Regions from separate parts of the Homo sapiens genome. Here region 2 is linked to region 1. The links are chromatin loops, found by intact Hi-C in ENCODE. Cell type or tissue: OCI-LY7. All regions are shown on one strand. Each heading gives the region's core, and the rest is flanking DNA. Links, peaks and the distances in the headings are about the cores only. Region 1 holds the start of LOC124904243 (a long non-coding RNA gene). Region 2 has its middle 95 kb from the start of NDUFV2.

What was found. A loop is a pair of places that touch in the nucleus more often than their neighbours do. Peaks named below come from ENCODE experiments on the same cell type or tissue, not always from the same donor. Only the 100,000 strongest peaks of a DNase experiment are listed, where the experiment ranks them.
Region 2: a loop joins it to region 1, with 7 times the contacts of the local background. A loop is called at or near these places in 14 of 110 quality-filtered maps.

The regions. Positions count from the first base shown.
Region 1 is chr18:9,059,301-9,074,553 of GRCh38, forward strand. It overlaps LOC124904243 (a long non-coding RNA gene), which reads right to left and starts at 6,491. Exons shown (of 2, transcript XR_007066278.1): 1 at 6,038-6,491; 2 at 2,131-3,458. RefSeq lists an enhancer at 7,352-7,571. In OCI-LY7, for the core only: no CTCF peak of the experiment used is centred there; DNase peaks (open chromatin) are centred at 6,671, 7,271, 7,721 and 10,541; H3K4me3 peaks cover 1,901 bases; H3K27ac peaks cover 7,939 bases.
Region 2 is chr18:8,999,848-9,015,100 of GRCh38, forward strand. No RefSeq gene overlaps it. Among named protein-coding and RNA genes, the nearest start is that of NDUFV2, 95 kb to the right of the region's middle. In OCI-LY7, for the core only: no CTCF peak of the experiment used is centred there; DNase peaks (open chromatin) are centred at 7,464 and 8,494; H3K4me3 peaks cover 286 bases; H3K27ac peaks cover 2,887 bases.

The sequences.
Region 1 (15,253 bases), core at 3,303-11,302:
ACCTCCTGTCTCAAGCAATCCTCCCACTTCAGCCTCTCAAGGAGCTGGGACCACAGGCGTGCACCACCATGCCAGGCCAGGCTAATTTTTTTTTTTTTCCGCAGATGGGATCTTACTTTGTTGCCCAGGTCTCAAACTCCCAGGCGTAAGTGATCTTCTCACCTCAGCATCCCAAAGTGCTGGGATTACAGGCATGAGCCACAGGGACCCTTCTACTTTCTTAAGGGGGCAAGGGAAAGACAGAGTATGTCTATCAACATCAGGTACTTATGTAACATTTGTCACAGTGTGTCAAACTAACCCTCTCCTCATCCCTCTAGGAACAGACTTGGCAAGCCAGAGGGCTGAAGAAGCTAGAGGGGCCACAGGATAAACCACTGATGAAATCACTGGTGGGAAAATGAGATTTCCCTGTATCTCACTCAAGCCTATTGCTGCAGTATTGATTAATCCGTGTGCTTTTTGTGTCAATGGTTCCAGACAAGCGCCATCATGCACTCTCTCCCTTTTTCATCATTGATATCAACTCAAAAAAGATGGGCTCCAATAGAAGGAAGAAGGATTACACCGCATATAGTATAAACAATAAATTTGGGGCCAGGTGTGGTGGCTCACACCTGTAATCCCAGCACTTTGGGAGGCCGAGGCGAGCAGATTGCTTGAGCTGAGGAGTTCGAGACCAGCCTGACCAAGACAGTGAAACCCTATCTCTGCTAAAAATACAAAAATTAGCCAGGTGTGATGGCACGTGCCTGTGATCTCAGCTACTCGGGAGGCTGAGGCAGGAGAATCCCTTGAACCTGGGAGGCAGAAGTTGCAGTGAGCCGAGATTGCACCACTGCACTCCAGCCTGGGCAACAGAGCAAGACTCTGTCTCAAAATAATAATAATAATGATAATGATAATAATAATAAATTTGCAGATCTTCAGGTATTTAGCACGTTTCTAAATTAGAACTGTCCTTTTTTTTTTCTTTTTTTGAGACGGAGTCTTGCTCAGCCACCCAGGCTGGAGTGCAGTGGTGCGATCTCCGCTCACTGCAAGCTCCGCCTCCCGGGTTCGCGCCATTCTCCTGCCTCAGCCTGCTGAGTAGCTGGGACCACAGGCACCCACCACCAAGCCCGGCTAATTTGTGAGTGTGTGTGTGTGTGTGTGTGTGTGTGTGTGTGTGTGTGTGTGTGTGTTTTTAGTAGATACAGGGTTTCACGGTTTTAGCCAGGATGGTCTCGATCTCCTGACCTCGTGATCCACCCGCCTCGGCCTCCCAAAGTGCTGGGATTACAGGCCTGAGCCACCGCGCCCAGCCAGTACTGTCCATTTTTAAAAGGTGATGCTTACTGAAATGATATCTCCTTCTGGTGTTCCCATAGACAATAAATAAACTCTTCTAGGCCTTGTACTTCCCCCAGCACTTCCATAGGCATCTGCTGGATGGTCCCTCACTGGGCATCAGCACCACACAGAAGGGAGGTGGTCTCCATAGTAATTAATGTGAATGAGGAGAGTCAGCACACCAGTGGTCTAGCCAGGCTAAAATTTCTTAAAAGGAAATGGCGAACTGATTTTCTTTGTAAAAATTCAGGCCCTGCTCTTTTTCTTTCTTTCTTTCTTTCTTTTTTTTTTTTTTTTTTTTTTTTTTGTGGCCTGGCCAACTGTCCCTCCCTAGGCAAAAGTGGACTTGGATTTCTTTTGTTTCAGCAATCATTATCTGCTACCTTTACTCTAAAAATGCACTTTCCACCTGTCCCCATCTTCTACTTAAGCCTAAGGGATTACAAAAGGACTCATGTTTACCACTATATGTTGAATCAAGGAGTATCAACAAATTGGAAATTAGCCTAATCCCTTAAACTTCATATAATCTGTTTCCTTCATTTTGCTCCCATCTCCAAATATTTCATTCAGTACCAAAGTCCCCAAGAGAAAATGGATTCCTTCCTAGCTGGACCTGGGGCATCTGGCCAGATCCCCATCATGTTTCACCCCAAGCTACCCCTTAATCCCAGATGGAGCTTTAGACTCCTTTGAGAGAGATGAGGCCTGTCAAGAACTGTAAAAGCTCTGGAACTTTCTCCAACTTACACTGTTAACTGTTTCATTGATGCTGGCAGAAGACATAAGACTCTTGGGTCAGAGACAAAGGATTTTATTACTAACAGCACAGCACAGCAAACAACATGAGCATATTTGCACTAGTTCCCTTCCCCATACACAACACAGGGATGACATGATAGTCCTAGATGATACCTGCGCATGCAGTGGGTTGCATTACAGGAGAGGAACCCAGGGCTAAGGGCCCAGCCCTTGAGCAAGCAGCAAATAAGCCAGTCTTTCTCCACTTTGACCTGCTTAATTGCCTGTGTGACTAACCAGAGAAACCATTCAGTATCAGGAGACAGATCAGTCTTAAAATCCAGTACACTCGGCTGGACGCAGTGGCTCACACCTGTAATGCCAGCACTTTGGGAGGCCAACGAGGGCGGATCACCTGAGGTCAGGGTTTCAAAACTAGCCTGGCCAACATGTCTCCACTAAAAATACAAAAATTAGTCAGGCGTGGTGGTGGATGCCTGTAATCCCAGCTACTCGGGAGGCTGAGGCAAGAGAATAGCTTGAACCCAGAAAACGGAGGTTGCAGTGAGTTGAGATCACGCCACTGCACTCCAGCCTGAGCGACAGAGTGAGTGAGACTCCGTCTCAAAAAAAAAAAAAAAAAAAAATCCAGCACACTCAGCAAGAACAGGCAGGGACCTTCAGGGTCCATGGTGGGCTGCCTTTCCCAATAGGACCCACATACTTCTCATTATTCTGATCTTTCCTTCAGAATTACCTAGTCCAAGGGAGTACAACACTGAGAGCTAGTGGCCCTGGCTAGCTGTTAAAGACTGCGAGAAAAGTACTACTAGTTGCTGAAGGAAAACGGATTGTGGGATGTAAATTTGTCTCCTTATATTTAAACAAAAACACTCAAAACCCTCTTCCCCAACCCTTCTACTGTTTCAGTTCCTACTGGTCTGTTCTGTAAGTTCTCAGTTCCTGTTAGATTGTAATACTGAAAAAGAAACCCTGTCTACCCTCTAAGTTGGATGGAGAATTCAACATAAATAAGAAAGATATATCTACTAAGCAACTGAAACTTAATATGTCCAAAACCAAACTTCTGGACTTCTTCACACACCATGCTGTCTTCTCCCATACCTTCCCCTCCATAGAGAAGGTAACCATCATCCTTCCAGGCGCTCCTGCCAGCAGTCTCGGAATCAGGCTTGATTCCTCTTTTTCTCTCCCATTTCATGGCTTGCTCAACCTCCCAGGCTATCCAGAACCTGAGTGGCTCCCTTCCTCCATGATGAAGCCACCATCACTTCTTGCCTGGATTGTTGCAGTAGCCTCCAAACTGTTTTTCTGCTTCAGTCTTTACTTTCTCACACCATTCTCAATTCAGCAGCCACAGGGTCCTTTCCAAATGGAAAACCACATCATATCTCTTCCTACTCAAAACCTCCCATTGACTCCTAACTCATTCAGAATAGAAGGCCAGCCAGGTGTGGTGGTGAACACTTGTAGTCCCAGCTACTCAAGAGGCTGAGGGGAGGACAGCTTTAGCCAAAGAAAGAAGAAGGAGGAGGAGGAGGAGGAGGAGGAAGAAGAGAAGAAAGCTAACTCCTTGTAGTGACGTGCAAGGTCCTACATCTCTTTGATCTGATTACTGTCCTCTCACGGCCTCCCCATGCCCCACCCCCCAATACCTGGAACACAAATGCCCATGCCTGGCCCTTGGCATATGCACAACCCCTCCCTCCGCCCGGATGCCCCCTCCACCAGCTGTCCACGGGGCTTATTCCTGCTGCTTCTTCAGGGCTCCCCTACCCCAGCATTCCCCATTGCTTTATTTGTTTGTTTGTTTTGAGACAGAGTCTCACTCTGTCGCCCAGGCTGGAGTACAATGATGCAATCTTGGCTCACTACAACCTCCACCTCCCGGGTTCAAGCGATTCTCCCACCTCAGGCTTCTTAGTAGCTGGGATTACAAGCGCCCACCACCGTGCCTGGCTAATTTTTGTATTTTTAGTAGAGATGGGGTTTCGCCATGTTGCCCAGGCTGGTCTCGAACTCCTGAGCTCAAGTAATCTTCCCACCTAGGCCTCCCAAAGTGCTGGGATTACAGGCGTGAGCCACCATGCCCAGCCCCCTGTGTTATTTTTATCCATAGCACTTATCACTATCTGAGGTAGTGAAGATGTCTATTTCCTTGTTATGATCTGTTTCCTCTGACTACAATAAAAACTCCATGAAGTCAGGGATTCTATTTGCCACTGTGCTCCAAACCCCAATGCCTAAAAGCTGTCTGTCATACACTAGGTATCTAATAAATTGTTGTTGAATTCATTAATTCTACTCATATTTATCATTTACTTTTTTCAATTGCAGTTCAAGGGGGAGAGAGAGACAAATCAACAGGTACTTATAATACAGTGGGTAAGTGCTGTATTTGGAGAAGTATAGGGCATTACAGAGTAACAAAGGAGAACCAGATGCGAATAAAGAAATAAGGAAATATAAGTGCCCTCAGAGAAGTCGTCTGACATCCTGCATGCTCCAATTTGGCATACCCAGCATCCTATCTGACCTGGGGAGTTCTGGTGCTTTTGTTTTAATTTGTGATTATAAATGTGTCAGATGTGTCAGTCATTGCCTTCCTAGGCAAATGCAAAATCACAAAACATTTTCTTATCAAAAATAATAGCCTCGGGCCAGGCGCTGTGGCTCACACCTGTAATCCCAGCACTTTGGGAGGCCGAGATGGGCAGATAACCTGAGGTCGGCAGCTCAAGACTAGCCTGGCAAACATGGTGAAACCCTGTCTCTACTGAAAACACAAAAATTAGCCAGGCGTAGTGGCGGGTGCCTGTAACTCCAGCTATTCGGAAGGCTGAGACAGGAGAATTCCTTGAACCCGGGAGGCAGAGGTTGCTGTGAGCTGAGATTGTGCCACTGCACTCCAGCCTCTGACAGTAAAACTCTGTATCCTAAATAAATAAGTAAATAAAATAAAATTGTAAAAAAAGTTATAGCCTGGGACTCAACAAAAACAACGTTCCTATGGGAACACAGTTTTGTCTTTTTTTGTTTAAACAGTTGTTGTTGTTGTTGTTGTTTTTGAGACAGGGTCTTGCTCTGTTGCCCAGGCTGGAGTGCAGTGGCACAACCACAGCTCACTGTAGTCTCAACCTCCTGGGCTCAAGCGATCCTCCCACCTCAGTTTCCTGAGTAGCTGGGATCACAGGCACGCCACCACACCTGACTAATTTTCTGTATTTTTTTTTCTAGGGATTCGGTTTTGCCATGTTGCCCAGGCAGGTATCAAACTCCTGAACTCAAACAATCCACCTTCTTCGGCCTCCCAAAGTGCTGGGATTATAGGCTGTTTTATACTTTTTAGGTGATTAAGTATCTTTAAATATTTACCGAACAATTTATTTTAATTATTCTAAATTTTCTTCTAATTATTATGAATGTAGATACATGTTTCACAAAATTACAATTATACTCACATAAAATCTATACAGGCGGTGGCTCGCGCCTGTAATCCCAGCACCTTGGGAGCCCAAGGTGGGTGGATCACCTGAGGTCAGGAGTTCGAGACCAGCCTGAACAACATGATGAAACGCTGTCTCTACTAAAAAGACAAAATTAGCCAGGTGTGGTGGCACACGCCTATAATCCCAGCACTTTTGGGAGGCTGAGGTGGGTAGATCTCCTGAGGTCAGGAGTTTGGGACCAGCCTGGCTAACATGGTGAAGCCCTGTCTCTACTAAAAATACAAAAATTAGCCAGTCATGGTGGTGGGTGCCTGTAATCCTACCTACTCAGGAGGCTGACACAGGAGAATCGCTTGAACCTGGGAGGTGGAGGTTGCAGTGAGCTGAGATCATGCCATGGCACTCCAGCCTGGGCAACAAGAGTGAAACTCCCTAAAGAAAAAAAAAAAAAAAAAAGCTATAGCTTTTCATGGAATATCTGCATTTGCACATACCTCTCCTCTGCATGACATTCTTCTTTCATTCACCCAGTTGTTTTCTGCTCTTTCTGGTGCCTTCTTTTTCTTTAAGCAACATTTATTCAAAGAAGTCATCACCATGGAGGCTTTTCCTATATGCTCAGGGCTACAAAATCAGCTTTTCACATCATTTTCCCCTTGGTATCTTCCTCCTCCTCCTCCTTCCTCCTTTTGTCTTCTATTCCTAGAAGTCTGTGGCTTTTCATAGTTTGGGGATTTTGTTGTTGTTGTTTTGACAGAAGAATTAAGGTCACACATGTATTTAATGCCCTGAGCCAAGTAGTGTCTTTTCCCAAAGGCCACAGAGCTTTGCCTAGGTGCCTCTGCACCGTCATCACGCTCTCATTGACCTTCCTTTCTCTTCCTCCAGGTCCAGGGGAAGTAAAAATCCCAAATCAAAAATCCCCTTAAAGCTTTATTAAAATGAGAGCTAGAAAGAAAAAAAAGATTAAAATAAATAAATGAATAAATAAAGTAAGAGCTAACAGCTAATATTTATGACGTGCTCACCATGTGCTGAGCATTCTACATAAATTCTGTCACTCCCACTTCACAGTACCTCCACGAAGTAGGTACAAATGCAAAAATCTCAGCCTCAGTGAGGGTAAGTGACTTGTCTGAGGTGCTCTGAGTACTGAATGATGGAACATTCATGTGTACCTAAACAGTCTGACCATGCAGCCATGCTCCAGCCACAGTGCAACGTGCAACACTGGTCGGGGGAGCTAACAAGGAGTTAACAAGGCAGTGAGTAACACTGCAGCTGTTACAAGAACCACTAGAAATCGTGGATTTGCAGAATATCAACAATATTTTGTCCTTGTCTTGAAGGAAAGGTACTAGGGCTAGGATTACTTTTTTTTTTTTTTTTTTTGAGACAAGGTATCGCTCTATCTCCCAAGCTCACTGGCTCACTGCAGCCTTGAACTCCTGGGCTCAAGCAACCCTCCCGCCTCGGCCTCCCTAAGTGTTGGGATTATGAGCATAAGCCATGGCGCCTGGCCTACGGTTACTTTTAGAATGTCTTCTTTCAGGATTCTCTAGGTTTTACTCTAGGATTTGGCTGGAATAGAATGCTGGTAAAGCTACCTAAGGTTTAGGCCCCCAGGTGATTCCCGGTAGTGAGATTCTTAGCAACTTTCAGAACCCACATCCGTGCTTGCTCCCTTTTTACTACATCAGCCGCTGACTCAGGACCAAGCTTTATTTGGTCTCAGCAGCCACCTGAGAACAGCAGTTGCTCAGAATTCTGCCCTGGTTGCTGGGGTTTCTACCTAAGGCCCTACCCTGTCTGGTCCCAAAGGTTCCTCTTCTTGGATTCAAGCTAACCTTGGCCTGCATTGATTTGGATGTTACCTTTTCCCTATACCAGCTCCACCCTGGAAGTTTCTTTGGCTCAGACTCCTAGAAAACCAGAAGCTGCCCTTGCCTTTGCCTTCTGTCCTTCTCAGTTTGTCCAAAATATTCCTCACCAAGCCATATAGGCTGGCTTGACCTTAAATGAATTTCAGCCCCTCTTCACTATGCTGTTCAGTTGGCACCTGGCCTGTTCTCAGTGGGGCCTGGTGACCGCGATGGCAGGTGCCTCTCTTGGGGAACCCAACCGCCTTTCATGGGATCTTCCAACCCAACTGTTACTTCCTATTTGAAAGCTTTAGACCCAAGTAGGTCCACTACAAACTCTGTTTCCAGCCAGGGGGACTTTTCTAATTCTCAGTTCATTTGCACAACAGAAATGACACCAAACCCAGTGGGTGTTCATGTCCCTCCCAGATCAGGTGACCAGCTCTGCAACCCCACTCTCTTCCCCTGGTTCTTTCTGATGATTCACCTATGAGTTACACACCTTCCCCTGTGCTAGGGCTGTCCTCTAGCCTAGACCCTACCGAGATATTCTGACAGTGTTGAGCCGTGCTTTTCACATTTCAGTCTTTCATTTATAGTGGTCACAATTTTTGTCATAGATAAATAAGTATCATCCGTACTATTAGTTATTTAATGTATTTTTCTTTAAATCACTTAGTTTTTAACTTTAAACCCAATATTCTTCAGTGTTGCCCTAAATAATATTACCTTCAAGATCAGTGGTTGGATATGCTAGTTATATATTTACTTTTTTTTTTATTTTTTGTTTAGTTTTTTATTTTATTTGAATCATCCACCTCAAAATGTCACTAGTTATATATTTTCTTTTCTTTCTTTCTTTCCTTTTTTTTTTTTTTTTTTTGAGACAGAGTCTCACTCTGTTGCCTAGGCTGGAGTGCAAACCTCCGCCTCCTGGGTTCAAGTGATTCTTGTGCCTCAGTCTCCCAAGTAGCTGGGATTACAGGCGTGCACCACCACACATGGATAATTTTTGTATTTTTGGTAGAGACGAGGTTTCACCATGTTGGCCAGGCTGGTCTTGGAACTCCAGACCTCAGGTGATCTGCCCACCTTGGCCTCCCAAAGTGCTGGGATTACAGGTGTGAGCCACCTTACCCGGCCTAGTTATATATTTTCAAACACACATTAACTAAACAAATAATTATAAGCACTGAGTCCATCAATGTCAATATGACACAGCTTTTTTTCCAGGAAACACTCGCCCAGGAAAATAAGACTGTAAGCCAATATGTAACTTGGCAATTTGCTTCAGAAAATTCCTGCAAATCAATGTATTTGGGCAGGCAGTTTGCTTACCTGGGCAAAGAGCTCGTTTATTAGACAAGTTTACTCCTAAGGACCTTTGCCTCACATGCCTTCCAATCCTGAACGATTATGTCAGAAACTGAGCCCAACCCAACCCCAATCTGTTCTCATGGTTTTGCCGCCTTGCCCAGACCGGTCTCAAACTCCTCAACTCAAGCAATCCACCTGCCTCGGCCTCCCAAAGTGCTGGGATTACAGGTGTGAGCCACCACGCATGACCTGACATTTTATTTCTTTTTTAAATTTATTTTATTTTCATCTTTTTTCATTTTTTGTTCTGAAATTTCATATGTTCAACTGTTTACCACCTAAAATCATCTCATCCATTAGGAGTGGTAGGCACAGCAGCCTTTGATGAAACATTTCCCCTAAAAACACAATAAGAAAGTTCCTCTTCCAGCTCTCCACTGTCTCTCCCACGCCTTGCCTTTCTCCTCCAGTCTCTTATGTCCCTCCTCCTCCCACACCTTTACCATCAATGCCTTTTGCACCTGAGGTCTGCCTGCCTTCTATGACTCAGAAGGACATAAACTAAGGGAGAAGGTGATTTCCAGCAGATGAGCAGACAGTATTCCAGTGAGACTCATAAAGTGGTAAGCAACCTCTGTGCTTTGAAAACATTGTTAACTTAAAATGGAATACTAGACCATCATGGAGCTCATCGTGACACTGGCCACTGTGAAGCCAAATTTCAAGTACGGAAAGTCACCCAATACAGTGCAATGTCACTGCAATTTACACGATGTGATATGAGAGTCTGTACCAAGAAGGCTCCTCTGCCCCAAATTTCTTGCCTTTCATCCATTTGCCCCACAACTCACGGGTGTTAAAGGGCATAACATTTTAACTATAACTTAAGGGAAACTAACTTTTTTTGTTTTGTTTTGTTTTGTTTTGAGATGGAGTTTTGTTCTTGTTGCCCAGGCTGGAGTACGGTGGCACTATCTCAGCCCACTGCAACCTCCGCCTCCCGGGTTCAAGCTATTATCCTGATTCAGCCTCCTGAGTAGCTGAGATTACAGGCGTGTGCCACCACACCTGGCTATTTTTTGTATTTTTAGTAGAGACAGGGTTTCACCATGTTAGCTAGGTTGGTCCCAAACTCCTGACCTCAGGAGATCTACCCACCTCAGCCTCCCAAAGTGCTGGGATTACAGGCGTGAGCCACCACACCCGGCCAACTTCAACTTTTTAACTTTAACTTGAGCACCACTTTTCTGGTCCTTCGAAGGCAAAAAAATCTGAGGAGATATGAGTATAGCAACCTTTGGGACCGGCACGGTGACTTGTGCCTATAATCCTAGCGCTTTGTGAGGCCGAGGCGGAGGGATGGCTTGAGGCAGGAGTTCGAGGCTGTAGTGAACTATGATCACACCACAGCACTCTAGCCTGAGGGACAGAGCAAGACCTTCCCTAAAAAAAATAAATAAAATAATTTAAAAATTTTTTAAACTCAACCATTGGTATTTATGGATCACTTATAGTAGGTAGGATGTTTTCAAGGTCTCCACTACAGTGCCTGTGTGCTTTGATTCTTAAAGAACGCTGTGAATGGTAGGTATTATTTTCCAGTTTACAAATGAATTAACCCAGGCTTCAAAAGGTTTGATGATTTGCCTGAGGCCACACAGCTGGTAAGGGGCAGGCCATGGTTGCCTCACCAAGTCCCTGCCCCTAATGTTACTGGAAGTGGATCCATAACATAAAAACAGCCTCTGGTGTTTCTGTAGCCCTCGTTGGTCTTATAGACTGCTCGTTCATTTTCTCATTTCCTCACGGGACACCCCCTTGAGGAGGCAAGCTGGGGGTATTTTTAGCAATGGTTTGTCAGTTCCACTTCCTCTGGGATAAGCTGCAGCAGGTGGGCGAAGGAAGGAGGAAGCAGAGAGGGACGACTGAGGAGAGAGACCGCGTGGAAGGGAAGGCCGTCACTCCTCTCCAGGCCCGTCCCACTCACGCAGAACACTGTCCTGATATTTGGGCAGCAGGAGGGTGCCCTGCTTCGAGAAGGAAAATTACCAGGGACCCGTGTGCTCTGTGAAATATGTAAGGCTCTACACAAGGAAGGAAAGCAGTTCCACTGAGATTGGTAATAAATAACATAGTTGTAAACAGAGTAAGAGAATAGAGTTAAGGGTCTCGCCAGACTGCCCCAAAAACAAAAAAAGTCCTTGTTGGGGTTCAGGCTCAGCTGTAGGCTTTAAATTGTTTAGGGATATTTACAGTTCTAAGATATAGAAATCTAGGGCAATGAAGGCTCCTGCAACTATTTAAATGGTATCTGTGAATTAGTGATTTATATTATTTCTTTCTGTTTGTTTTTTTTTGAGACAGGATCTCACTCTGTGGCCCAGGCCGGAGTGCAGTGGTGCAATCATCAGTCACTGCAGCCTTGACGTCCCACCTCAGCCTCCTGAGTAGCTGGGACTACAGGCGTGAGCCACTGTGCCCGGCTAATTTTTATTTTTTGTAGAGACAGCGTCTCCCTATGTTGTGCAGGCTGGTGTCAAACTCCTGGGCTCAAGTGATTCTCCCACCTCAGCCTCCCAAAGTGCTGAGATGACAGGCATGAGCCGTGGCACCTGGCAACTCGTGCTATTTCTAATAGCTACTTATGTTGAGCACCTACCATGAGGTGGGCACATCACCTATTGGCTTCTCATTTTCAGATTAGGATGCTGAAGCTCAGCTAGCAAGTTTCTGCATTGAAATTCAAAACTAGGATTGTCTTGCTTGAATGGCTTTGCGTCATCATGATGGAACTTCCAGAGATCAGTCATATGTTACCCCAGCATCAAAGAGAAAAGAATAGACTGGACTGGCGAGCATAGAGTTCCCATTTATGTGCCTCAAATTCCATCCCATTTACTACCTTGGGCATTTTAACAGCCTTTTAAAGAAATATGGGCAGGCGCGGTGGCTCACACCTGTAATCCCAGCACTTTGGGAGGCCACGGTGGGTGGATCACCTGAGGTCGGGAGTTCAAGTCCAGCCTGACCAACATGGAGAAACCCCGTCTCTACTAAAAATACAAAAATTAGCCAGGTGTGGTTATGCATGCCTGTAATCCCAGCTACTCAGGAGGCTGAGGCAGGAGAATTGCTTGAACCTGGGAGGCGGAGGTTGCAGTGAGCTGAGATCACACCATTGCACTCCAGCCTGGGCAACAAGAGCAAAACTCCATCTCAAAAAAAAAAAAGAAAGGAAAGAAATATTTAGAAACTGGCCAGGCATGGTGGCTCGCTGTAATCCCAGCACTTTGGGAGGCCGAGGCGGGTGGATCACCCGAGGTCAGGAGTTCGAGACCAGCCTGACCAACACTCAAAATACAAAAATTAGCCAGGCGTGGTGGCGGGCACCTGTAGTCCCAGCTACTCAGGAGGTTGAGGCAGGAGAATCACTTAAACCTGGGAGGCAGAAGCTTCAGTGAACTGAGATAGTGCCACTGCACTCCAGCCTGGGTGAGAGAGCAGTACTCTGTCTCAAAAAAAAAAAAAAAAAAGGAAATATATATATATGATATATTCTATATCTAGAATATATATATAGAATATATCATTCTATATATAAAAACCTGTTTATATACAAGAAAACCTAATTCATTTGAAATACAAGGAGGATTTTAGCTTTAGTTTGATTTTTTAGAACAATAGAACAGAAGCTTCTAAACATTTTTGAACTTGACCTACAGAAAGAAAAGCCCTTTACATCATGCCTCAGTATACACAAATACACATGTGTGCAACAGAAGTTTCACAGAGCAACACTTACTCTACCTGTGAGAAGCACTCTGACATTTTGTTCTATTTTATTTTATTTTATTTATTTTTGAGACGGAGTCTCACTCTGTCACCCAGCTGGAGTGCAGTGGTGCAATCTTGTCTCACTGCAGCCTCCGCCTCCTAGGTTCAAGTGATCCTCCCACCTCAACCTCCCTAGTAGCTGAATTACAGACATGCACTACCACACCCAGCTAATTTTTGTATTTTTAGTAGAGACAGGGTTTCAGCAAGTTGGCCAGGTTGGTCTCGAACTGCTGATTTCAAGTGATCCACCCACCTTAGCCTCTCAAAGTGCTGGGATTACAGGCATGAGCCACCATGCCCAGCCCCTTCTGACATTTTAGATTCTAGTCTAATCTTTCTCTTTTTTTATTTTTGTTCATAGTCTTCCTTAATTATCTTTAAAAAAAAAAAAGTGGTAAAAACGTAACATGAGCTCCATCCTCTTCACAGGTTAAGTGTACAATACAATGTTGTAAACTATAGGCACAATGTTGCACAGCAGATCTCTAGAACTTATTCATCTTTAATAACTGAAATTGTATCCCCTTGAACAACTCCCCATTCCCCCTTCCCCAGCCTTCCCCAGTAGCAATCACCATTGTACTCCTGGCTTCCATGAGTTTGACTATTTTAGATATCTCCGGTAAGTGGGACCATACAGTGGAAAACAGTAAAGAGGTTCTTCAAATCATTTTTTATTTAATTAATTAATTAATTTATTTGTTGAGACACGGTCTCACTCAGTCACCCAGGCTGGAGTGCCATGGTGTGATCTGGGCTCACTGCACCCTCCATCTCCCAAGTTCAAGCGATTCTCCTGCCTCAGCCTCCCAAGGAGCTGGGATTCCAGGCATACACCACCACGCCCAGCTAATTTTTCTATTTTTACTAGAGACAGGGTTTCGACATGTTGGCCAGGCTGGTCTCGAACCCCTGACCTCAGGTGGTCCACCCGCCTCGGCCTCCCAAAGTGATGGGATTACAGGTGTGAGCCATCACGCCTGGCCTCTTCAAATCATTTCAAATAGATCTGGCCGGGTGTGGTGACTCACACCTGTAATCCCAGCACTTCGGGAGGCCGAGGCGGGCGGATCACCTGAGGTCAAGAGTTTGAGACCAGCCTGGCCAACATGGCAAAACCCTGTCTCTACTGAAAATACAAAAATTAGGCTGGGCTCAGTGGCCCACGCCTGTAATCCCAACACTTTGGGAGGCCAAGGTGGGCGGATCACGAGGTCAGGAGATCGAGACCAGCCTGGCCAACATGCTGAAACCCCGTCTCTACTGCAAATACAAAAATTAGCCAGGTGTGGTGGTGCGTGCCTGTAGTCTCAGCTACTCAGGAGGCTGAGACAGGATAATCACTTGAACTCAGGAAGCGGAGTTTGCAGTGAGCCGAGATCGAGCCACTGCACTCCAGCCTGAGTGACAGAGCAAGACTGCGTCTCAAATAAATAAATAAACAAATAAAATAGATCTTTCCTTTTTTTGATGCTGCTCATATTGATATCAGGATCCACTAATACGTTGTTTCTACAACAATGGAACCTGAAGCCTGGGTCTAGCATTGTTTTGCCTGAAATGACACAGTATAGTAATTAAAGGTTCAAAAGTAAATAGGAAAGACAGAGAAGGAGAAAAAGAGAAATTTAAAAACTTAATTACTGACGGCTACTCAGTGGAAATATTACCACCTTTATGCATTTTTAATTCTTGAAGAGATGCCATTTATAAATGCTGCTTATTTTTTCCTACAGGCTGATCGAAGATGATGAAATGCCACATTCGCTTCAGTAAACAGACATCTCAAAGTCCAAAGGAAACAAACTCAAAGGTTAGTTCATTTGTGTCTCAAATAATATTCATCAGCTGGTTTGCTAACTAGGGCAAGTCTCTCTGAAGCAAATGCACGAAGGAACGCGGGTATCATTATCCACTAGGTGGCAATATAGAACAGGAGTAGCCTTAGCCTTAGCCTGTTTACTGACACGTGGGTGGTGTGAACCGCAAAAGAATTTCGAAATCCAGGACTCCCCAGTAATTCACATGGATTCAGACTGAAAGTTTACTCAGCGCTCCTGGCATGTTTCTGCCCTTTCTTGGAACAGCCCTGAATTTCAGCTTCATTCTTGCTGACGGGCTGGTATTTAAAATTAGTAATATCCCTGGCTACTTCCTTGTGGCAATGTAGATGAACTGTTGCTGTGTAAAGTCAGAGCCATAGTGTTGCCTGTATTTATTAATGATCTACAAGGTAAGCATATGCCGTGAAGGTTTTATCTCTCGCCCCCTACCATCTAACAGCTTAAAAATACTGAGTTCCTCACATCATTCCCATTACTAACGATTTTCATATTTCTTTTATTTTTATTTTTATTTTTATTTTGAGACAGAGTCTCACTCTGTCGCCCAAGCTGGAGTGCAGTGGCACGATCTTGGCTCACTGCAACCTCTGCCTCCCGGGTTCAAGTGATCCTCCTTCCTCAGCCTCCCAAGTAGCTGGGACTACAGGCACGTGCCACCACACCCAGCTAATTTTTGTATTTTTAGTAGAGATGGGATTTCACCATGTTGGCCAGGATGGTCTCAATCTCTTGACCTCGTGATCTGCCCGCTTCGGCCTCCCAAAGTGCTGGGATTACAGGCGTGAGCCACCATGCCCAGCCCAATTTCTATATTTCTCAGTTGCTCTGCAAATTGTAAAGTCACTGGACA
Region 2 (15,253 bases), core at 3,190-11,189, 60 kb before region 1:
ATCGCGCCATTGCACTCCAGCCTGGGCAACAAGAGCGAAACTCCGTCTCAAGGAAAAAAAAAAAAATAGAGCTCAAAAATCCATTAGCTCTTTGCATTTTCCCCCATTTTGTAATTATTGTTATTGCTTTATGCATTGTGAAGTCTCTATTATGCGAACCCCATCGGGGGCTGCTTTTCCATCACGATCAGCTCATTGGTGCTGTCAGCATAGAGCTCCCGGGAGGCCTCCCTGAGAATCTAGTGGAAAAGAAAGGAAATGTGAGCTTGAGGAGTCTTGCTAGCAGTGACTGTTGCCGTGCCCACTGGAGCTATGCTTAACCTAAAGATTTCAGGACTCTGACCTACAAAAACATCTCAGGCAGGACGCCCAGGTTTTGGTGTCTTTTTCACGCTTTTTTTCCCCAGGAACATGACCAGCCACATTTTAATGGCCATAGAGAAAACAAAATTTTTTCCCCTGGTGCCAGTTATTTTTGTTGAGTTTGTCGTTTTAAGATAATTGATGTAAAAAAAAAAAAAAAACATTTATCCAGGGAAGGCAAGAGCAGAAAAGAACCTGATAAATCCTCCAAGGAGGACTAGGGGATAGAAAGTAACATTATAGCCATGAAGAACCTAATTGTGCATCCAGCAATAATTTCTGCTGTATAAACTAAGATTTAAAGATGTCTCTCAGGAAGCAGGAAAATAGTGGGATGTCCCATAGAGGACATGAGCTTTGACACTGAAAGACTGCTGTCCGCCGCTGCCTGGGACCACTGAAGACAGACAAGCTTTCCAGCATGAATTTTGGTTAATATAGTGAATTATATAGACATGAAAGAGATTTACTGCCCTCTCACACCATCTTTCTCTAAACACATAAACATTCAAGATAAAATAGAACCCCCTAAAAATAGATTGAAATGCAGAGCCCAGCTTACAAGTTTTAGGAAACGGATCCAAAATAAAAAAGAGAGCAAAGCCAGAGAGGCAATTAAGAGCTGCAGCAGCATGGCCCACAGGGGACCATCCCCAGATGAAGGTCTTACTGGCTGGGAGTTGGAGTTTTAACACGTGGACTGAGACAGGAGAGTTAGGCTCAGGGCCATGGGAAGGGAGGCTCTTGCATAACGTTGAGTCTCAGATTCCATTCCTTTCATGAACCTATGAGTTGAAAAACTCTTCCCACTTGCCTGAGGAAGAACGAGAAGATTGCTGTCTACTCTGGTCCCTGGAAAAAAGAGCCACCCGCCATAAATCAAAATGGAGGTGTGAGATCTGAATTTATAAGTTGGGTATGGTGAGAAAACCCCCAAGATCAGAAATTAATATAAAATTCTTCTGGAATGGGTGAAACCACTAGAAACACAGCAGAGGCACATGCAAAACTGTCCTATAGAGATATTTCTTTACCCCTGTTATGAACTGATTTGTGTCCCCTCAAACTTCATATGTTGAAGCCTTAACCCCCAAGATGACTGTATTTAGAGGCAGGGCTTTTATGAAGGAAATTCAGGTTAAATGAGATCATAATGACTGGTGTCCTTATAAGGGAAGAAATACCAGGGATGTACGCACACAGAAGAAAAGCCATGTAAACACGTAGCAAAAAGGCAGCCCTCTGCAAGCCAAGGACAGAGGCCTCAGGAGAAAGCAACCAAGCACCTTGATCTTGGGCTTCCAATCCTCCATAACTGTGAGAAAATAAACGTCTTTTATTAATTATAATTACACCTGTAATCCCAGCACTTTGGGAGGACAAGGCAGGCAGATCACTTGAGCTCAGGAGTTCCAGACCAGCCTGGACAACATGGCGAAACCCCGTCTCTACTAAAAATACAAATAATTAGCTAGGTGGGGTGGTGTGTGCCTGTAGTTTCAGCTACTGGGTAGGCTGAGGTGGGAAAATCACTTGAGCCCTGGAGTTCGAGGTTGCAGTGAGCTATGATCACGCCACTGCACTCAGCCTGGGTGACAAAGTGAGACTCTTCCAAAAAAAGGAAAAGAAATGTCTTTTGCTTAAGCCACCATTCCATGGTATTTTGTTATAACAGCCCTAGCAAACTAAGACATCCTAGAATACATGGCAGCCTAGGTACCCTCACTGAAGGTAAATTCACAAGAAAAATTTCTAGACTTCACGAAGAAAGGGAAAGTCACAAGGAATAATGAACAGGGAAATTTGCACTCCCCAAAACTACAGGTAATAGAATAAGCTAAAACATATTATAAAATGTTTCTTTAAAATATTTAGACATGAAAGAAGGTATAGAAATTATAAGTACAGAGTAATATGAGAAAGGAATATGTTTTTTAAAGAAAATTGAATATAAATTGTGAAAATAAAAAATACAGTTACTGAAATTAAAAATGCAATGAATGGGAAAACAGTATACTAGACCCAGCTGAATAGAAACTTAGTGAATTGAAATACAAATCTAAAAAAGAGTCTGTAGCATCTAGATGAAAATACCAAAGAAAGGCAAAGATACATGAAAGATAGAATGAGAAATACCAAAATATGGATATTAACAATTACAAAAGGAAACACCAGAAGAACCTAGAAGGGGCAAGGAAGGGTTTTATATGTACAGGCTTGGCTGGGTGCGGCATCTCATGCCTATAATCCCACACTTTGAAGGCCAAGGCAGGAGGACTGTTTGAGACTGGGAGTTTGAGAACAGTCTGGACAACACAGCAAGACTTTACCTTTACTAAAATTTTTTTTTAAATTAGCCAGGCATGGTGACACGTGCTTGTAGAACCAGCTACTAGAGTGGCTGAGGTAGGAGGATCACTTGAGCCCAGGAGGTTGAGGGAAAAAAAAGAGAGCGCGAGGGAGATAAATGTAAAGCCTGAAAATTTTCCTGAATGGGAGAAGGAAATTGTCTTCAGATTAAAGAAACCTATCAGGACCTGAGCAAGAAAAATAAAAACAAAATCACATCTAAACACATTGTAATGAAAGAGCAAATCAACAAAAACAAACAAAAAAAAGCCTTAAAAACTACCAGGTTATTTTTCAAAGAATGGCAATTATACTAGAGAAGACTTTTCAACAACAGAAATCAAACAACAGTGAAATAATATTTCAAAGTTCTGAGAAAAACAATAACTGTCTCTCTAGAATTCTAGACCCAATTACACTGTCATTCAAGAGTGAAAGCAAAATAAAAGTGTTTTCAGACAAGCAAGTTTACTATTCCGACTTACCTGAAACAACTGATTTAAAATATACTATAGGAAGAATTAATTTGAGTGGTATACAAGAAGCATGTGGTAAATACACTGGTAAATCTAAATGAGTGTTTGCTATAAATAATAATAGTACTGAAAAATGAGGTGACGGTCAGGGGTAAAAACAAGAATTAAAGTACCAGAAAATGATAACACAGGAGATAGAAGGTCGATTTTGAAGAATTCTAAGGTCTTTCTATTGTTAAGGTGAAGAACGGAAATATTAAGTGACCTTAAAATCTAAGTAAATATCTGTGTTAAAAATTGAGAACATCAAATAGATAATTTGTTAATTTGATAATGTGGGCAGTGATATGGTTTGGCTGTGTCCTCAACCAAATCTCATCGTGAATTGTAGTTGCCATAATTCCTGTGTCATGGGAAGGACCAAGTGGGAGGTAACTGGATCATGGGGGCGGGTCTTTCCCATGCTGTTCTCATGGTAGTGAATAAGTCTCAGGAGATCTGATGGTTTTATAAAGGGGAGTTCCCCTGCACAAGCTCTCTTTGCCTGCCACCGTGTAAAACATCCCTTTGCTCTACCTTGGTCTTCTGCCATGATTGTGAGGTCCTCCAGAAGCCATGTGGAACTGTGAGTCCATTAAACCTCTTTCCTTTATAAATAACCCAGACTCAGGTATGTCTTTATTAGCAGTGTGAGAACAGACTAATACAGGTAGGTAAAGGAAAATAATGAAAAACCCAATCAAGTCAATGAAAGTCAGGGAGGGGTTGTGGGGAAACATGGTAAATGAGAAACCCAGAATAAATGATAGCAAAAAAACTCAACATATCAGTAAGCAATATAAATGTAAATGGATTATATTTGTCTACTAAAATACAGAGACTCTCAAATTCCATTTACAAAATCCGTTAGATGGTGCTCCAACTCTGGCTTGTAGTTTTTACGGATGAAAAACTAGTTGCCTGTCATTATTGTCTTTATTATTATGTATGTAATATGCCTTTTACCTCTCTCTGCTTATAAGATTTATTGTTATTATTATTGGTTTTAAGCAATTTGATTATGAAATTAAGTTGGCACATACCCGCTCATTGATTGATAGATTTAACACAATTGTATTATAATTACATCAATAAAGATATACACAAGGCATCATTATAAAAGCATAAAAGAACATAACTTTAGTAGAATTTTCCCGGTATATTAATTTAGATAAAGGCATAAATGATTGCAATAATAGAATTCATATAAAGAAAAGAGAAGCTCATGCCTATAATCCCAGCACTCTGGGCCAAGGCGGGTGGATCACTTGAGGTCAGGAGTTCAAGACCAGCCTGGCCAACATGGTGAGACCACCATCTCTATTAAAACTACAAAAATTAGACAGGCATGGTGGCACATGCCTGTAATTCCAACTACTCTGGAGGCTGAGGCAGGAGAATCACTTGAACCCAAGAGGCAGAGGTTGCAGTGAGCCAAGCTTACGCCACTGCACTCCAGCCTGGGCAACAGAGCAAGATTCTTTCTCAAAAAAAAAAAAAAAAAAAAAAAAAAAACAGAGAGAAAGAAAGAAAAAAAGAAGAATTAGGGCAAGAAATTCCCACTTTATAAACTATAAATATAAAGTACAGAAGGCATAGAAAGCTAAACACTTCATTGTCACCATTTTCACCATCCAAGTCTATCTTGATTTTACGTTATCTGTAGCTTAGGCCTAGGGCAACCTGGTGGCCAATCAGTAAGCTCCCAATTCTCACATGAGTACATATTTTGTATATTGGTCTATGCATCCCAAAACCCCTTGTGGATTCTGGGGAAGGTGGTACTGCCATCATGCTCCCGTGCACACCTCCAGAATGGGCCTCTTAGGTATAAGCAGTGGGCAAGAGAGATCTGGAGAACAGAGGAAAGGGTTGAAGGAAAATTTTTTCATTCTCAACTCCCTTAAAAATATAAATACAGAGATGGGGGAAAAATCACTACATCTATTTACTCCTTAAGCTCACGCCTTAGAAAGCAGCATTGCTTTTTGCTTTTTGTCAAGCACATGAGATCAAAACTAAACATAGTTAATTCCACATGGATGGAGGAAAATTTGCATGTTCTCTGCAGTGAGGTCGAATGTGACTCCATTCAGTGATCTCTTTTTTTTGAGACAGAGTCTCACTCTGTCACCCAGGCTGGAGTGCAGTGGCACCATCTTGGCTCACTGCAATTTCCACCTCCTGGATTCAAGCAATTCTCCTGCCTCAGTCTCTAGAGTAGCTGGGATTACAGGCACGCACCACCATGCCTGGCTAATTTTTGTAATTTTTCTTAATAGAGACAGGGTTTCACCATGTTGTCCAGGCTTGTCTCGAACTCCTGACCTCAAGTGATCCGCCTGCCTCAGCCTCCCAAAGTGCTGGGATTACAGGCATGAGCCACCATGCCCGCCAGTGATCCCTTTTTCTCCACTCTGGTTATGGAGAGCAGCCAGGGGTGCTGACTGTGCTTTCCATGGCACATTCAGGTGGAACAATGGGCCCATGAACCATCTATTCCCTGGCTATGGGCATTCAAGGCATATAAGGATTGGATCCCAGGAGACCTGGGGCTTCCAGGGCTGCAGGACAGAGATAAGAAGCAGTGAGTCATAGTCCGGATAGGGAAGATGCTCTCACACTTGCTTGGCAAATAAGAGTAGCTTAGAAGAAAATTCTCCTATTTCTGGAAGGGAGTAAGGAGTGAATCCCAGGAAAGGAGGGACCTGCTGCACTGCAGACCCCATGTGGGGGCAGTATCTCAGGGACTGGCCTGCATGCTACACCTAGGGGGCTGTGTCCTGGGTCTGGGTCCCACCTCAGCAAGCCTGTCTGGGCCAGCTTGTTATGGGAGTAGTGTTGTCCTCTATCTCTTAAAACCCACAATAAACCAGATCCATCCAGGCACACACCTATAATCCTAGAGCTTTGGGAGGCTGAGGCAGGAGGATTGCTTGAGGGCAGGAGCTCAAGACCAGCCTGGACAACATAGTGAGACCCCCGTCTCTACAACAGAATCTAAAAATTAACCAGGCATGATGGCATGGAGTCCCAGCTGCTCAGGAGGCTGAAGTGGGAGGACTGTTTGAACCCAGGAGTTCAAGGCTGCAGTGGGCTATGACCATGCCACTGCACTCCAGCATGGGCAACAGAGGGAGGCCCTGTCTCTTAAAAAGAAAAGAAATCAGATCCAAGAACTAAAGGCCATCCCCAAAATTCCAGGTTGCATGAGACCCTGTGACTGGTGCAGGACCCCAAGAAGGTGACAGGAAAGAACCACAATGCTGACCAATATTTTTTTAAATAATCTCTAGAGAGTGGGCACTTGGGGGTTAATTTACTTTGATTTTTAAAAATGAAATAACTCATTAACTCTTGGTCTGAAAGTTGTGATGGAACTAAATCCATATACACCACACATATTTACAGAACAAGGCTATTTAGATCAGTGGGTTTTTTGTTTCTTTTTGTTTTCAGTTTAATTTATTTAAAATTTTTATTTATTAATTATTTATTTTCAGAGATGGGTTCTCACTGTGTTGCCCAGGCTAGAGTGCAGTGGCTACTCACAGGAGTGATTATGGTGCACTATAGCCTCAAACTCCTGGGTTCAAGCAATCCTCCCACCTTAGCCTCCCAGTAGCAGCTGGGATTACAGGCACACACCACTGCACCTGGCTTAGACCAGGTATTTTTCAAGCTGTAGACTGAGATCCACTAGTAGGTCATGAAATTAATTTAGTGAGTCTTGACCAGCCATTTTTCATTAAATAGAATGGAAAAAAAAAAAAAAAGAGCTTCTGCACCACAAAAGAAACTATTATCAGAGTGAACAGGCAACCTACAGAATGGGAGAAAATTTTTACAATCTACCCATCTGACAAAGGGCTAATATCCAGCCAGAATCTACAAAGAACTTAAACAAATTTACAAGAAAAAATCAAACAACCCCGTCAAAAAGTGGGCAAATGATATGAATAGACACTTCTCAAAAGAAGACATTTATGCAGCCAAAAGACACATGAAAAAATGCTCATCATCACTGGCCATCAGAGAAATGCAAATCAAAACCACAATGAGATACCATCTCACACCTGTTAGAATGGCGATCATTAAAAAGTCAGGAAACAACAGGTGCTGGAGAGGATGTGGAGAAATAGCAACGCTTTTTTTTTTTTTTTTTTTTTTTTTTTTTTTGAGATGGAGTCTCACTCTGTCGCCCAGGCTGGAGCGCAGTGGTGCAGATCTTGGCTCACTGCAAGCTCCGGCTCCCAGGTTCAAGCCATTCTCCTGCCTCAGCCTTCTCAGTAGCTGGGACTACAGGCACCTGCAACCACATCTGGCTAATTTTTTGTATTTTTAGTAGAGACAGGGTTTCACTGTGTTAGCCAGGACGGTCTCGATCTCCTGACCTCGTGATCTGCCCGCCTTGGCCTCCCAAAGTGCTGGAATTACAGGCGTGAGCCACCGTGCCTGGCCAGAAATGCTTTTACACTGTTCGTGGGACTATAAACTAGTTCAACCATTGTGGAAGACAGTGTGGCGATTCCTCAAGGATCTAGAACTAGAAATACCATTTGACCCAGACATCTCATTACTGGGTATATACCCAAAGGATTATAAATCATGCTGGTATAAAGACACATGCACACGTACGTTTATTGCAGCACTATTCACAATAGCAAAGACTTGGAACCAACCCAAATGTCCATCAATGATAGACTGGATTAAGAAAATGTGGCACATATACACCATGGAATACTATGCAGCCATAAAAAAGGATGAGTTCATGTCCTTTGTAGGGACATGGATGAAGCTGGAAACCATCATTCTGGGCAAACTATCGCAAGGACAGAAAACCAAACACCACCATGTTCTCACTCATAGGTGGGAATTGAACAATGAGAACACTTGGACACAGGGTGGGGAACATCACACACCAGGGACTGTCATGGGGTGGGGGAAGGGGGAAGGGTAGCATTAGGAGAAATACCTAATGTAAATGACAAGTTAATGGGTGCAGCACACCAGCATGGCACATGTATACATATGCAACTAACCTGCACATTGTGCACTTGTACCCTAGAACTTAAAGTATAATAAAAAAAAACAACAAACAAACAAAAAGAATGGAAAAAAACTCTGTTTCAGGACTTTTTCTTTTCAGTTATAGGTAAGTATGTGTGTACAGGGTAGCAACGTAAATGCATTTCCTATTGTAGGTCATGGTCAAAAAACTTGAGAACTAAATTAGACCACATCACTATGAGTGAATAATTTCCTCTCCACCAGCTAGAAGTAGCTTGTCTGTACAGGAGGAAATACAGTCAGCCCTCCATGCCGGTGGGGTCCCCATTTGTGGATTCCACCAACCATAGACTGAAAGTATTTAAAAAAAAAAAAAAACTTGTTGGTTGTGTCTGTACTGAACACATGCAGGCGTTTTGTGCTCATCATTATCGCCTAAACAATAAAGTACAACAACTCTCTACAAAGCCTTTACATTATGCTAGGTATTATAAGTCATCCAAAGATAATTTAAAGTGCATGGAAGGTGTGCATAGGTTCCATGTAAATGCTATACTACTTTATATCAGGGACTTGAGCATCCTCAGATTCTCAGATTTTGATATTCACGGTGGGGGTTCTGTTACCAACAGAGCTGGTCCCCCACAAAAATGGGGTCTTTCCCTGTTTGGTGCAGTGAAACCAATACACAACACCGAAAGTGAGTGTCAAGTGGTGCAGGCTTTATTCGATGGCCATGGAATTGAGAAGCGGGAGCTTGGCTCACAAATCAACTTCTCAATTAGTGAGGGGTGAGGGGGTTATCATATAGGGTTTCCTTAATGATGGCTGGACATTAAAAGCAAGAGGAGGAATATCCATGTCTTTTCTGGAACTGGGCGGTACACTTCTTGGAATGAGGGGCTCCCTTGTTTTTGTCCTTTTATGGCTCCTTCTGGTCATTGTCACGGGGACTGGCAACCGTCATGACACTGGTGGAAGTGTCATTTAGCATGGAAATTAGATTATAATGAAGCCTGAGGTCTTTTTGAAGTCATCTGGTCGGATACCTGGGGTAGGCTTTGTAACTGGTCTCAGCTGGTCTGGTTACAAAGGGAACTTTTTATCGCCGGTGTCCTGTTTCTTAAAGATAAGCAGAGTTAGAGCAAAGGAGAAATTCAGCTATGTCACGTAGGCATTATACCAACAGTTCCTGGAACCAGTCCCCCACAGATAACAAGGCACGACTGCACATAGACTAATGGTCCCCAACCTTGGGTCCTAAAAAGAAGTAACGGGGGGCGGGGCATGGTGGCTCATGCCTGTAATCCCAGCACTTTGAGAGACCAAAGTGGGCAGATCACCTGAGGTCAGGTGTTCAAGACCAGCCTGACCAACAAGGCGAAACCCTGTCTCTACTAAGAAAATACAAAAAATTAGCTGGTGTGATAGCGCACGCCTGTAATCCCAGCTAGTCAAGAGGCTAAGGCAGGAGAATCGCTTGAACCTGGGAGGCAGAGGTTGCAGTGAGCCGAGATCGTGCCATTGCACTCCAACCTGGGCAACAAGAGTGAAACTCTGTCTAAAAAAAAAAAAGTAAGTAATGGGGATATTATAAACCATTTTCAGCAATAGCTAGCATTTATGAAGCATATCCTGGATAAGAGATATGTGGGTTACATCTTCATTTTCTAGATAAATTAAAGTCACTCATACTCATCTATCAAGTTGAAGAGCTAAATTTTAAATCCAGGTTCTTCAGACTCCAAAACAATGCCTTTTCTAAGAGACCACACTGCACCCCCCTACCCTTCAATAATTCATGAACCTTATTACAAATAATATGCATGCCTACAATAAAGCTGCCCAGCCAAAAAAAAAAAAAAAAAAAAAAAAAAAGGCTTGACAATATTTTGTAGTGTTGGCTACTTAAATGTGAAAAATCAAGTCTGTAATAAGAATATGTGTGAAACATTCTATAAACCATACAGTAAAATAAAAATATAGGGTGGTATTGAGGTCAGACAAGACCATTTTGGTGTCTTTTCCTCCAATCTTTCATATCCAGTAAGTCATCCCACTACCACAGCAGACCAACTAGGATTGGCCGAAATCGTGCCTGCTTGCGCCTTCTTTCTAGAAATTTCCATGTCCCCAGCGTGCATGTTCTGTCGCCTTCTGCCCCTTTCTGTCTTGCTGCCGTACTCTCCATTGGTCTTGCCTCTGCTGCCTTGTTTCCTTTCTGTACAAGTGCAAGGCAGAGCTCTTTCCTTTCCCCTGAGCATCTGTCCCTGTGCAAATTTATCAGGTTTCTCTCGTCTAGCAGAGAAAGAAAAATGAAGTATCAGCATTATGGCCTATCTGTGCACTTTTTAAAATTAACTGCAAGCTTCATTTAATATCTTCATTCTTGTTTTTCCTTTCCTTTTCTCTTCCACTTTAATTTTATTCCTCCTCGCTGTACTCTTGGATCTCAGTAAGCCACCTTAAGTTCTTTTTGACATAAGAAAGAGAGATAAATACATTTTTTCAACTTATAAATTGAGGTAGTTTCGTGTCCCAGGGTTTCGAAGTTAATACTGTCTTTCTTCCTGCGTTTAACACGGACTTGATGGAACAGGTCTCTGGCATGGAAAAATCACAGAGTCACCCTGGCTATTAACAGTCATGGATCCATTAAGAGTCTATTTTATTTTGACTACTTTGTATCTTTTTTCTTCTGGACCCAGGAATAATTACAGATCCAAGAATTGAACAGATACTCCCAACCTGAGAGCTAACGCTCACCTAACTGATTCCAAAATCCCCTCATTTGGTGGGGAGGGAGGGAGGGGGGCTACCTTGTACTTCCAGAACTCCTGGGAACACATTGAGATTCCTCCATCACGGTATTTTTATGTCTACTCTTTCCCTATTGGTGCTGAAGAGTTGCCTCCTGATCTCTGTCCTCAACTTTGAGCCAAAGGATATTTATTAAAGAAAGAAAGTCATAGCACGTTTAAAAAAGAAGAGTCCCCAGAAGTAAAATTTCTCTGCACTCGTTGTAAGCTCCACATGGCTTGCAGTGAAGAAAAGTGGACAACCCTGCCTCGCCTCCAGTAGATGCGCCCTCCACAAACCACCCAAGGCTGCCCCCGTGTTCTGTCCACACTAACCTAAGCCAACCTCATAAGTGACAGATGTTTATTGAGTGCCTGCTAGGGGCCAAATGATTTTTAAATTTATATTTTTGAATCAGGGGACTCTTTTTAAAAAATGAAATATTACACTGAATTTCAATATACAAATGATAAAGGTGGAGCCCATTGAGGTGAAGTGAGGGAGATGGCAGGGGGAGGATAGCGGGAGAGAAAGCCCCTCCCTCAGCTCCTGGGAGCACAGATTGAAAACCACTGTGCTATGGGGACCGAAGGAGAGTTAGCTACCTGTGAGGAACTCCCCATCGAGTGTGACAAATGCATAAACACGCACATACAGCTGGGAAGGCAGGGCTGTGGTGGGAGTGGGTGTTGGAGCTTCCAGAGGGTGTCACAGGAGCAAGAAACATTGCATGTTGGGAGAAATGACACGTGCCAGATGGAGGGAATGAAGAAGGCCGTGATGGGGGAGCAAGAGATGCAATGGAGAAGTAGAGAATGGTCAGATTATAAAAGACCTTGTGTGCCATTCTAGGGAGTCTGGATTTTGTCCAGGCTTTTCCTAAAGGCTACAGCAGACAGAGGGATCAAAGCAGAGGCAGGACAGGACCAGGTTCACAGATTATAGGAGATGGCAGTCAGGGGGTGGGGCAGGGATACAAAAGCACCAATTATTGATCCAGGGGAAAGACTGGATCAACAGTTGGCATATCAGTTCCTTTTTGTACACGCTGTGTCATTCTGTCCTAGGTTGGGTTTTGTTTTGTTTTGTTTTGTGTTTTGTTTTTTGTTTTTTGTGTTTTTTTTGAGACAGAGTCTCACTCTGTTGCCCAGGCTGGAGTGCAGTGGCGCAATCTCGGCTCACTGCAACCTCCACCTCCTAGGTTCAAGCAATTCTGCCTCAGCCTCCTGAGTAGCTGGGATTACAGGCACACACCACCACGCCTGGCTAATTTTTGTATTTTTAGTAGAGACAGGGTTTCACCACGTTGGTCAAGCTGGTCTCAAACTCCTGACCTCATGATCCGCCCGCCTCAGCCTCCCAAAGTGCTGGGATTACAGGCGTGAGCCACCGCACCTGGCCTGTTCTGGTTTTTTTAAGACCCTCATTAAGCTTCCTGTCCTGTCTCTGTCTATTGCCTCTGTCTCTATAACATTTCCAGAAAATTCATGTCTTCTGCCTCTCTCCAACCTAGAAAACTGATGGAAACGGGACCACCGATGGAGTACTTCCACTGTAATCTTATGAGTCTATTCTTTCTCTCATTGGCTAAGAAGAATTGCCTACATGATTTCCACATTATTTCTGTCATAAAAGCAATGAAAATCATATTTATTTACTTATCTAGAGAACAGAGTCTGGCACATAGTAGCAGAAATTCAGTAAATACTTGTCTTAGTCCATTTGTGTTGCTATTTAAAAAAATACCTGAAGCTGGGTAATTCATAAAGAAAAGAGGTTTATTTGTCTCATGGTCCTGCAGGCTGTACAGAAAACATAGTGCCAGCATCTGCTTCTAGTGAGGCTTCAGGCTGCTTCCACACATGGTGGAAGGCAAAGGCAAGCTGGCATGTACAGACGACATGGTGAGAGAAGAAGCGAGAGAAAGAGAGACAGACAGACAGAGAGGAGAAGGTGCCAGGCTCTTTTCAACAACCGATTATCTTGGGAATTAAGAGTGAGAGCTCGCTCACTCCCACCAGACAGGCACCAACCCATCCATGAGGGATCCTCCCCCACAATCCAAACACCTTCCACCAGGCCCCACCTCCACTGGGGATTAAATTTCAACATGAGATTTGGTGGGGCCAAACAAACCGTATCCAAACCATAGCACATATGAAGTGAATAAAGGAATGAAGGAATGAATGAATGAGTGAAAACTAGGGAATCTTGACAATCTGACATAATGATTGCTAAGATGGCCTTTAAGTAGGGAGATGACACTATAGAGATGATATGAATGATCCAGGGTAAGTGACTGAGCTTTTAGCTGTTTTATCAAGAGAAAAGTTGATTTAGTGTAACTCACACTACTTGAATTCAGATCAGAAGACCTGCCTTTTCTGATCTTGGCTACGATCACACACTTGCCAGATTAACATTTCTGGGCCTCAGTTTCCTCATGTGTAAAATCATGAAAAATGGCCAGGCACAGCGGCTCACGCCTGTAATCTTAGCACTTTGGGAGGCTGAGGCAAGTAAATTGCTTGAACTGAGAAATTCAAGACCAGAGTGGGAAACATGGCAAAACCTGTCTCTACAAAAAAAAAAATACATAAATTAGCCAACATGGTGGTGCACACCTGTAGTCCCAGCTACCTGGGAGGCTGAAGTGGGAGGATCACTTGAGTCCAGGAGGTCTAGGCTGCAGTGAGCTGTGATGGCTCCACTGCACTCCACCCTGGGTGACAGAGCAAGACCCTGTCTCACAAAAAAAAAAAAAAAAAACATGGAAAATAATACCTACACCGGGCGAGGTGGCTCACGACTGTAATCCCAGCAATTTGGGAGGCCGAGACAGGAGGATTACCTGAGGTCAGGAGTTAAAGACCAGCCTGGCCAACATGGTGAAACCTCATCTCTACAAAAATACAAAAATTAGCCAGGCATGATGGCAGACACCTGTAATCCCAGCTACTTGGGAGGCTGAGGCAGGAGAATCACTTGAACCTGGAAGGTGGAAGTTGCAGTGAGCCGAGATCGCACCACTGCACTCCAGCTTGGGTGACAGAGGGAGACCCTGTCTCAAGAACAAAAAAAACAAAACAAACAAAAAAAAAACATGAAAAATAAGGCCTACCACCTTGCCGCATTGTTGTCAAGTTTCATGCGTCCAGGGAACACTAGGAAACAATTCTTTACTTTGTTCTTGGGTGATAGAGAGGAATGAGAAAAAGAAGGCATCTCTGTGACTGGACTATTTTATTCATTCATTCATTATCTATTCCCACTTGGAGATTCACCTTCCAGAATTCTGGGGCAAACCTGAAGAGCTTTGTGTTCAGTTTCAACAAGTCAACTCTCCATTGAAATGTGAATGAACTTTGTGGAGAGACCTTTCTATGGCAGCCTACTCTTATACTGGGCCCATGAGGCCAGTTCAAGGCCATGGACAGTTGTACATTGTTGAATACTGCACAAGGACATTACACCTAAGGGGACTTTTCACATTGTAGGCATGTCATGTGTATTTATCGTGACAGTTTCCTGGCATATGGAAGCAACATATCTTGTACTACCAAAAATCAGTATATGGTAGTAATTTCCCAACAAATACAAATACAATTTCCTAAGGAAGATATCCCGTTGTCCATTAGCATAAAAGTACTGCACCATACCAGCAGGTGCACCTCTGAGATCTGCTTGTCCCCACCTGATGTCTGTGCCTCTGCTGCTTATTCCAGGAGCAGGTGCAGTTGCCACACCACCACCCAGCACTCAGCCTCCCCTGGCAGAGGAACATGACCACCATTACGTCCTCTGTAGCTACAGCCCCAGCACCCAGGTGGGAGTCAAGCAGACCCCCACGGGCTTTGACTGCCCCGGGGGGCTGCCCAGAGGAACACAGAGTAACACACTCAGAAACATGGGGGAGATAACACCCCAAGGAAGGAACATGGACCAGTGAGAGTTGGGAGATGGGAGAAGCTGACAGATAAATGGCTCATTCAAGCTTCCCATGGCTTCTTGCGCCATTCCAAGAGCAATGGCTCCATGCAGCCTCTCCAGAGGTTCATGTCCTTGTGAGATGGTCACCAGCTTTTTCTTACACCACCTCTTATCTGTGTTCCCTCCTTCCCACCTCACAGCCCTCGCCCCTCACCTTGGTGCTCTGGGATTGCCCACCTCCCGCCAGCCCAGTACATTAGTGCTGTGGGCTGGGGAGCCTGGGTCAC